3 separate regions of the Homo sapiens genome follow, and all the other regions are linked to region 2. A link is a contact called in ENCODE Hi-C or POLR2A ChIA-PET data. All regions are on one chromosome and are shown on one strand. Each heading gives the region's core, a stretch centred on a gene start or an enhancer-like site at or near the end of the contact. The rest is flanking DNA. Distances are from core to core; before and after follow the strand shown.

Region 1 (2,700 bases), core at 1-2,500, 2.1 Mb before region 2:
GCGGGCGGATCACGACGTCAGGAGATCGAAACCATCCTAGCTAACACGGTGAAACCCCATCTCTACTAAAAATACAAAAAATTAGCCGGGCGTGGTGGCAGGCGCCTGTAGTCCCAGCTACTCGGGAGGCTGAGGCAGGAGAATGGCGTGAACCTGGGAGGCGGAGCTTGCAGTGAGCCGAGATCGTGCCACTGCACTCCAGCCTGGGCGACAGAGCAAGACTCCGTCTCACAAAAAAAAAAAAATAAAAAATAGGGCTCTTTTTCTTTCTTTCCTATGTCAGTTTCCTATTTGTTTCCTTCCTGACATCTACCACACCATGCAATTGGGATTCATATATATATGAATTTGACTTAAATCTCATTAGGTATAGTAAATGGCATCTGTCATTTAAACTTGCATTTGATCACTAGTGAAGATTAAGCATTTTCCCAAGTAATTGTTAGTTCTTAGCATGATCTATTTTCTATATTTTGGCCAAACAAATGTTCATTTAAAGTCACTTTGTTTTAAGGATGACAGCAGGGCTGGACAGCCAAAACCCTACCCTCTCCATTTATTTTGGAGGAATTTATTTTCCCAAGGTCCTGGCAGAGATAGTGACTCACCGTGACTATCTCTGCAAAAATCATTCCAAAACCCACACCAATTCAGAGAAAAGTGCTTCATTTCGATAACATCGACTTGTGAAAACGAGCAAGAAAGTTGCATTTGAGTGGTACCAGGTTTCACCATTATGCAGTTATCGAGCAATTATTAATGGCCAACCCAATTATACGCTACAAGGAAATGACGGTCACAGGGAAGCTCAAAGCCCCGAAGCGAGGGAAGCCCTGCTCCTCACCGGCCCCTCCGCCTTTTCCAGGGCGCTCTCCGTCCCGAGGCAGGAGATGGCCTGGTTGACCCTTCGAGACAAGGCGGCAAAACCGGTGCTGGGCTTGCGGGGCAGGGAATCAAGGTTCCTCCGGTTGCTGTACCGTCCCGCCCGGCCCCTCTCCCGGGCACCGGAGAGATGACGGCTCTCTCGCGAGAGCGCGAGCAAGACCCGGCTCCGGGCGGCGGCGGGATGTTAGCCCAGCGCTGTAGACCGCGCCCCCTCTGGCGCAGCTGGGAGAGGCGCGGCGGAGGCACTGCCGGGAGCGGCCGGCGGCGCGCACGCGCAGGTGAGCGGGGCGGGCTCGGGAGCGCGCGGGCACAAGGGCGAGGGGCGGGGCCTGCGTCGCGCTGCGGGCACGTCGCCGCGCGTCTTCAGTATTTAATGTCTCTGTGTTCCACCCGCCTGGGCTAGCACGTGGGGGAGCTGCGGAAGCGCGGCGCTGCGGGCCGGGCCGCGGGGCACAGCCGGGGGCCGGCGGCGGCGCGCGGACTCCGCATCCCGCACCCCGATGGTAGCCGAGGAGCTGGTAGGTCGGGGGCAGCTGCGCCGGGGACCCCCTGCCGGAGACCCGAAGGCGGCGGGGTCGGGGCGATGGGGAGCCTGAGGTGCAGGTGCAGGGTGCGACGCGCCCTCCAGGTACCCCGGGGGCGGGACGCTCCGGACGCAGAGGTGTCCTGGGGGCTCTCGGCCGCCGCGCGCTGTCAGGCAGGCCCATCTTTCCCTCCCTCGTCTGCGCCCCCTCTCGTCCTTCCCCGCCGGTTGTCTGCCCGCGGGCTCCTGACAGATCGCGTGTGCGCGGCTCTGGGCGGCGCTCTGCGGCCGCGCCGTCCTCCCCACGCGCGTCACTGTCCTCGGGGGCGGGGGGCGAGGGCGCGACGCCCGGGTCGCCTCTCTGCACCTCAACTTAACCGGAGCGTGCACACCCGCCTGCGAGGCTGACCCGAGCGCGTCCCACCCAAGGTCGCCCAGCCCCGCGGGCGTTTACTTTTCAAAGGTCGTGTGTACACAGTCTGAGCCGGAGCTGCCCCTTCACTTCTGGAGCCTCGCCCAACTTCTCACCCTCGGCTCGCCCGCCGGCGCAGCCCCTGGGAGTTCCGTGCGGCGAGCCAGGGGAACTGGGAAGATGGGCCGGGACATCGGCCGGTTGTGATCCAACCGTGTTTCGGGCTGAGGGACCGTTCGAACCGAATTGGGGTCTGGAGGTCGGAGGCTCAGGGGCGTCTCGGGGGGAATTTGCATTCGTAGCCCCTGCAGGCGTGTCCGGAGGGGTGGAGGCCGTCCAGCCTGGGGTGTCTGCCGACCTCACGCCCGGGGGCCCCGACGGTCACGTGTCCGGCCCCGCCTGCGGCCCAGGGCCCGGGGTCTGCGATCTGGAGGGACCGCGCCAGTTTTGGGGTTACGATGTGCTAGGAGAGGCAGTGGCTGGATGCCTCGAACGCGGGCTTTCTGGCGTTCAACTCTTTTGTGCCCTAGCTGAAGGTCTTCCTGTTTCCCTTCCAGGGAGGGATAGGAGAAGAAAGGTGCTGATCGTGGTAGGCGGTGCTGTGGCGACTCGGAACGGCATGGGAGCCCTGGGCGTTTCGGGATCTTCCTCTCCTGGGGGATGTCCTGGGTGGCGGCGCCTTCCTGCCGCCGTTAACACAAACCCGGTGGACTTCGCTCCAGGTGCGAGTCGAGGCCTCTCAAGCTGGGTAGGGTGTATGCGCAGGGCAATTAGTGAGGTTAACCTGGGTATCTTTCCCCTACTGTAGTGCGCGTTACTTCGTGTTTAGATTTGTCTCCAGTGAAATCTAGGCTGCTGGACCTGGTGCAACAGTATCTGT
Region 2 (2,736 bases), core at 35-2,534:
CTCCAGAGCAGGATGCCTTTCCTGTCTCAATCCCGCCCGCGCTCCGGGAGCGGAGCTCGTGGTTACGATCCCCTTCGCTCACACCTCTTCCCTCACCCACGGTTTGCCACCTCCGGATCAAACAGAAACGGGTTCCTTGGCCGTTAGGAAGTTGTGCATACAAGTCTAGCATCCTTTCTCAGACTTTCTCGGCCCGCCTTTTAGAACGTGAGCGGGTTGGCCCTACAGGGATTTCTCCTCGCCCCCGTCAGTTTATTCCCCACCCCACCCTCCGTTCCCCTTTCTTGGAGTGTGAACCACCTCTCCCTTCTTGGGACGCTTAGGGACCGTTCCATTCACATCTTTTTTGGTACAAACACAGAATGCGGTCTGCACCCGGCGCAGTTTCGTAAGGGGTGTAAAGGTGAGGGCAAGGAACAAGGAATTCCAAAGGCCCCGCACCCTCAGCATCTCCCGCCATTTCCCTGACGAGTTTCCCGGATGTAACCCCTTACCCGAGGCGGTTTAGACACCAGACGGTGGCGGCTCCCTTTGGTGCAGGAGGAGGGAACTCGACTCTGGTCCAGCCTCCGCCGCCCGGAGTTTCCGGCGACTCCAAATTGTGCCCCACCTCCGAGGCCATGGGGGAAAAATAAACTACCCAGTAGATCTCCTTCACTTTGCACTCACCATCAGTTCCAGCTTATCGACCTCCGCCTCCATGTTGAATAGTTGACATTCCGCAGACCGCGGCGGCGCTTAAGCCGCAAGCCGTACTAGCACGGAGGGCCTCCATTGGACAGCTGTCACTCAACATCTCGCACTCATTGGCTCCTCCGTTCCACCGGCTCCCGCCCATTGGAGACTGGGTAACGCCCCTCTGCATGAGACACATTTTCCTGTTGGGCAAAGGCACAAAACGCCGCAGGAGGATTGGCTGCTGTGCAAATTTTTTTTTCCATTGGCTGCCCCCTCCTCTCTACTTTCAATTTTGTAGTTAGGGCTCTGCAGAGAAGAGCTTGAGATTGGTGCAATTGGAAGAAGAGCCAACCAATCACACCAGAGCTTCCACCGACAGCAGAGGGGACGTAACACACCTTCTTTCCCCTCCGGCTTTCCTTCCCCTTCTCTCCCGCCTTCTCCTTATTCATACCAGAAGCGCCTCAGCTCTGATTGGCTGGAGCTCTGTGCTATCTCAGCCAATCACAAGCCGGGCTGTGCTCCTACACCATCCGAAGAGCGAATCGTGCAGAGACCGTGTCTACGATTGGCCTCTCCCTGACAAGGATTTAATTTTGAATTTTTCTTTATGGCGTGGGAGAGGCCACAGCCCGGACTCCATCGACTCCCCCGGCTCTTAGACTAGTAAGTGCAGGAACGATTATTTCTTTGTTATCTGAGCTCGCGTCTTGAGTAGCTGGGCCTGTTGCTGCTTGTGTTTTTATGGTTTAGGGAGGTGGGGACTTTGGCTGGACACGAAGGGGAAATGGAAAGGAGGAAGGGGAGGTTTGGGGCTGGGGAAGAAGTGCTCGGCCTGGCTTCATCTTAACCATACTTCTATTTAATTAACACTTCGCAAGATACGTTTTGGAGCAAAGCATCTGCCTTCCTTTTGAACATTTCTTTACATATTTGCTGCTCAATGCAAGTCCACAGATCAGCGGCATCCGCATCTCTTGTTTGCTTGTTACAAATGCAAATTATCGGACTCCACCCAAATTTACTAAATCAGAATATACATTTTAACAAGATTTCCCTGAGTGATTTCTATGCACATTAAAGTTTAAGTTGGTACATTTCTTGACTGGGAATATTACTATGTTACTCGATATTGTCTGGCATGCTGTTAGAGTGTCAATTTTAAATGCGTGTCCTGTTTACTGAGTGCCTAATACTGTGCGGGATGAGACTTTAGGGAGCTGCAGTCTCTTTGGAAAAACAAGACAGAACAAAAACAGCAATGCTTAAAAAAAAAAAAGCATAAAACATAAAATTTAAAAAAAGCAAGTACCCAGAAATAGTGCTATGGGTGTTCAAGAAGAATCAATTGGACTGCTAATGGAAATTAAGTAATTGAAGGCTATTTGTGGAGGAGCGCAAGAGACTTCCATAAAAATGTGTTTTAGGAAGATGGCAATGAAATGCAACAGTCATTTCCGTTGCTGCTACAGCTTTGAAAGTACCCCAGAACAAAGAACTTTTCTTCTCTTTCTTTCTTTTTTTTTTTTTTCTTTTTTTGTGACGGAGTCTCGCTCTGTCGCCTAGGCTGGAGTACAGTGGCACAATCTCGGCCCACTACAACCTCAGCCTCCTGAGTAGCTGGGAGTACAGGCGCACGCCAGCACGCCCGGCTAATTTTTGTATTTTTAGTAGAGACGGGGTTTCACCCTCTTGGCCAGGATGGTCTCGATTTCCTGACCTCGTGATCCACCAGCCTCAGCCTCCCAAAGTGCTGGGATTACAGGCGTGAGCCACCACGCTCGGCCGCAAAGAACTTTTCATATCATTGGGTGGAGTTTTCACAGAAGCAGCAGCGCCAACTCCTGCAAAAGACTGTAATTCTTACTGTATTATTTATTGCATCTTCCTATTGGAAAATAGCTTTAGACCCATCTTTTAGCCATATGAAGATGTGGTATGATATGAAGAAGTAAAAACCTCCCTAACCAAGAGAATTTGACAATATTAGAATATATTCCTTAACTAAAATAACACTTGCTAGCTAACACTTAGCAGGAATGCTTCTTTTCATTCTTT
Region 3 (2,874 bases), core at 185-2,684, 2.2 Mb before region 2:
CCACCAGAAGTCTCAGGGGACACTGGGCACATGAGAACTAAGGCTGGACAACAGCAGGTTATGAAGAAAACACAACGATTCCCCTTTGTCAGCTTCCTGCACCTGACCCTGAAGGCCGCCATGGGTAAGGCCGGGTCTCCGGCACATCTGCACCATGGGCACGCAACAGAGTCGCACAGTGCCTAGCTAAGCGCGGATGTGCTAAATCAAGGCTGAAAGAAAGCCTGGCCCTGCCCTTAGGCATCAGGGATTTTCCAAGTTTGATTCTCCTGTCATCAGAAGCATCCCGGGAAGGATGCTCGTTACACTGCAGATTCCAGCCAGGCGCGGAGGCTCACGCCTGTAATCCCAGCACTTTGGGAAGCCGGGAGGATCACTTAACGTCAGGAGTTCAAGACCAGCCTGGCCAACACGGTGAAACCCCGTCTCTACTAAAAATACAAACAAACAAACAAAAAATTAGCCGGGCATGGTGGCGCCCGCCTGTAAGCCCAGCTACTCGGGAGGCTGAGGTGGGAGGATCGATTGAACCCGGGAGGTGGAGGCTGCAGTGAGCTGAGATCGCGCCACTGCACTCCAGCCTGGGTGACAGAATGAGACTCAGTCTCAAAAATAAAAATAATAGGGGCAGGATGCGGTGGTGCACGCCTGCAATCCCAGCACTTTGAGAGGCCGATGCAAGCGGATCAACTGAGGTCAGGAGTTCGAGACCACCTTGACCAATATGGTGAAACCCCATCTCTACTAAAAATACAAAAATTAGCCGGGCGTGGTGGCGGACGCCTGTAGTCCCAGCTACTCGGGAGGCTGAGGCAGGAAAATTGCTTGAACCCGGGAGGTGGAGGTTGCAGTGAACCGAGATCGCGCCACTGTACTCCAGCCTGGGTGACAAAGCAGGACTCCGTCTCAAAAAAAAAAAAATAATAATAAAAAATAATAATAAAATGCAGATTCCTGAGCCCCAAAGTTGACTACACCAATCAGGATCTCCGGGGTTCGCGAACGTGCATTTTTACAGCCCCACCCCCCTCCAACCCTCGTCCCCTTCCCCATCCCCCATCCCCTCCACTACCAGGTCTAGCGGCTTCAGGCCCGGGCGTGCGCAGGCGCGTCCCCCGCCCGCCGCCCACCCGGCCGTCCCGCTCCCTGCGCCGCGCACCTGAGGCAGTCGTTGTCTCTCACAAGGCGCGCGCTCTCGGCGGGGGGCAAGAGCCCCCCCTCCAGGTAGAGGCCTAGGAAGGCCCCAGAACTGAAGCCGAAGCGCTGGCGGATGAGACTAATGAGATCTGTGACGACTCGGCATCTGTTCAAGTCGACCAGAAGCCAGAAGGCCGTACAGTGCGGGGTAGCTGGCGGCGGGTAATCAAATTGAAGCCGTAGCCTAACCGTCTCGGAAGCTGCCATCTTGCTTGGTGCTCAACGGAAGCCGAGAGATACCACGGGGCCACCGAGAGGCGTGCTCGGGCGGCTCGCCCCCGCCGGAGCCTTTGGCGTGTGCCACCTAGTGGTGAAACCTGGCTACTACAGGCTGCGTCTAGGCGAGAACTCGGAGCGTGGTTGATTTCATTCAATTTTGTTCACGGCAGGGCTGAGGAAGGGAATAAGTGAAATGCCTTTATTACATTTCTACTGGGCGCTATGTAGGGTCTCCTAATTAAGGCAACTCTCTGGATAAATAACATTTCTCCTCAGCAGTAGTCTTCTAAGATATTTGCTCATCGACGTGAAAGATTTTTATAAAACAATCCTAACACATTTCGCTGACAAAATTTTTCATCATGATGAGTTGAAAAAGATGTAAGTCCTAGTGTGTTCTCAATGTTGAAATTTTGAAATAACACTGTTAATCATTCTTCCAAATGTATCCAGTGGAATATAAATACCTTAGCCTTTTAATACCCACCACCAAACAAAAATGTCCTTGCATTTCTCACCAGATAAATAAATCAGTATTTACATTATTTCTTCTATTTTTTGAACTAGAATTTACATTTCTCCACATAATATATATTAACTCCTTTAATTTTCATAACAAAAGTTAGGAATTATGAACTGTTATCCTTATTTAGAGGATTTAAAAAAAACAAGGTTCAGAGAGTTTAAGAAGTAACTAGAGGCCAGGAGCAGTGGCTGACGCCTGTAATCCCAGCACTTTGAGAGGCCAAGGTGGGCGGATCACTTGAGACCAGGAGTCTGAGACCACCCTGGCCAAAATGGTGAAACCCCAACTCTACTAAAAATATAAAGATTAGCCGGGTGTGGTGGCATGTGCCTATAATTCCAGCTACTCGGGAGACTGAAGCAGTAGAATCGCTTGAACCCAAGAGGTGGAGGTTGCAGTGAGTCAGGATCGTGCCACTGCACTCCAGCCTGGGCAATAGAGCAAGATTCTGTCTTAAAAAAAAAAAAAGGAGTAACTTCCCCAAGTTCACTAGACTAGTTAAGTTGTAGATACCAGGGAGTCAGTAGATGAATTGAAAACAAAATTTTTTAACTGAAAGTAAGGGTTTTTGGATTTTCTTTTTTTAGAGTCTTGCTCTGTCACCTAGGCTGGAGTGCCGTGGTGCACTCTGCCTCCCGGGTTCAAGTGACTTCCCACCTCAGCCTTCCTAGTAGCTGGAACCACAGGTGTGAGCCACCAAGCCCAGCTAATTTTTGTATTTTTTGTAGAGATAGGGTTTTTCCATGGTGGCCAGGCTGGTCTCGAATTCCTGAATTCCAGCAATCTGCCTGCCTTGGCCTCCCAAAGTGGTGGGATTACAGGCATGAGCCACCACCTCCGACTAAAATCAAGTTTATTAGAGAATTAAAGGAATAAAAGAATGACTACTCCATAGACAGAGCAGCGAGCCCATACTATAAGTATACTCAGTC

Evidence for each region. A loop is a pair of places that touch in the nucleus more often than their neighbours do. ChIA-PET counts read pairs that join two places held with the same protein, here RNA polymerase II (POLR2A). Pooled maps may share reads with other maps.
Region 1: a loop to region 2 is called in a map of naive thymus-derived CD4-positive, alpha-beta T cell, with 30 times the contacts of the local background. The contact joins the promoter of AKAP1 here to the promoter of PRR11 in region 2. A Hi-C loop is called at or near these places in 1 of 168 maps with a recorded cell type or tissue (naive thymus-derived CD4-positive, alpha-beta T cell), 1 of 37 single-sample maps with no recorded cell type and 7 of 50 pooled maps.
Region 3: a loop to region 2 is called in a pooled map, with 10 times the contacts of the local background. The contact joins the promoter of COIL here to the promoter of PRR11 in region 2. A Hi-C loop is called at or near these places in 6 of 50 pooled maps. POLR2A ChIA-PET finds 5 or more read pairs at or near these places in 2 of 52 experiments (OCI-LY7 and naive thymus-derived CD4-positive, alpha-beta T cell).

Annotation. Positions count from the first base shown.
Region 1 is chr17:57,083,996-57,086,695 of GRCh38, forward strand. It overlaps AKAP1 (A-kinase anchoring protein 1), which reads left to right and starts at 1,251. Exons shown (of 11, transcript NM_003488.4): 1 at 1,251-1,403. It overlaps AKAP1-DT (AKAP1 divergent transcript), which reads right to left and starts at 1,043. Exons shown (of 3, transcript NR_186437.1): 1 at 845-1,043. RefSeq lists enhancers at 708-787, 1,827-2,329 and silencers at 1,008-1,587, 1,628-1,927, 2,208-2,297.
Region 2 is chr17:59,154,462-59,157,197 of GRCh38, forward strand. PRR11 (proline rich 11) reads left to right here and starts at 1,285. Exons shown (of 10, transcript NM_018304.4): 1 at 1,285-1,344. It overlaps SKA2 (spindle and kinetochore associated complex subunit 2), which reads right to left and starts at 725. Exons shown (of 4, transcript NM_182620.4): 1 at 670-725. The coding sequence starts at 702. RefSeq lists enhancers at 513-752, 1,413-1,462.
Region 3 is chr17:56,959,616-56,962,489 of GRCh38, forward strand. It overlaps COIL (coilin), which reads right to left and starts at 1,435. Exons shown (of 7, transcript NM_004645.3): 1 at 1,160-1,435. The coding sequence starts at 1,404. LOC105371836 (a long non-coding RNA gene) reads left to right here and starts at 1,533. Exons shown (of 4, transcript XR_934875.4): 1 at 1,533-1,797. RefSeq lists a silencer at 1,037-1,146 and enhancers at 1,273-1,567, 1,317-1,456, 1,467-1,516.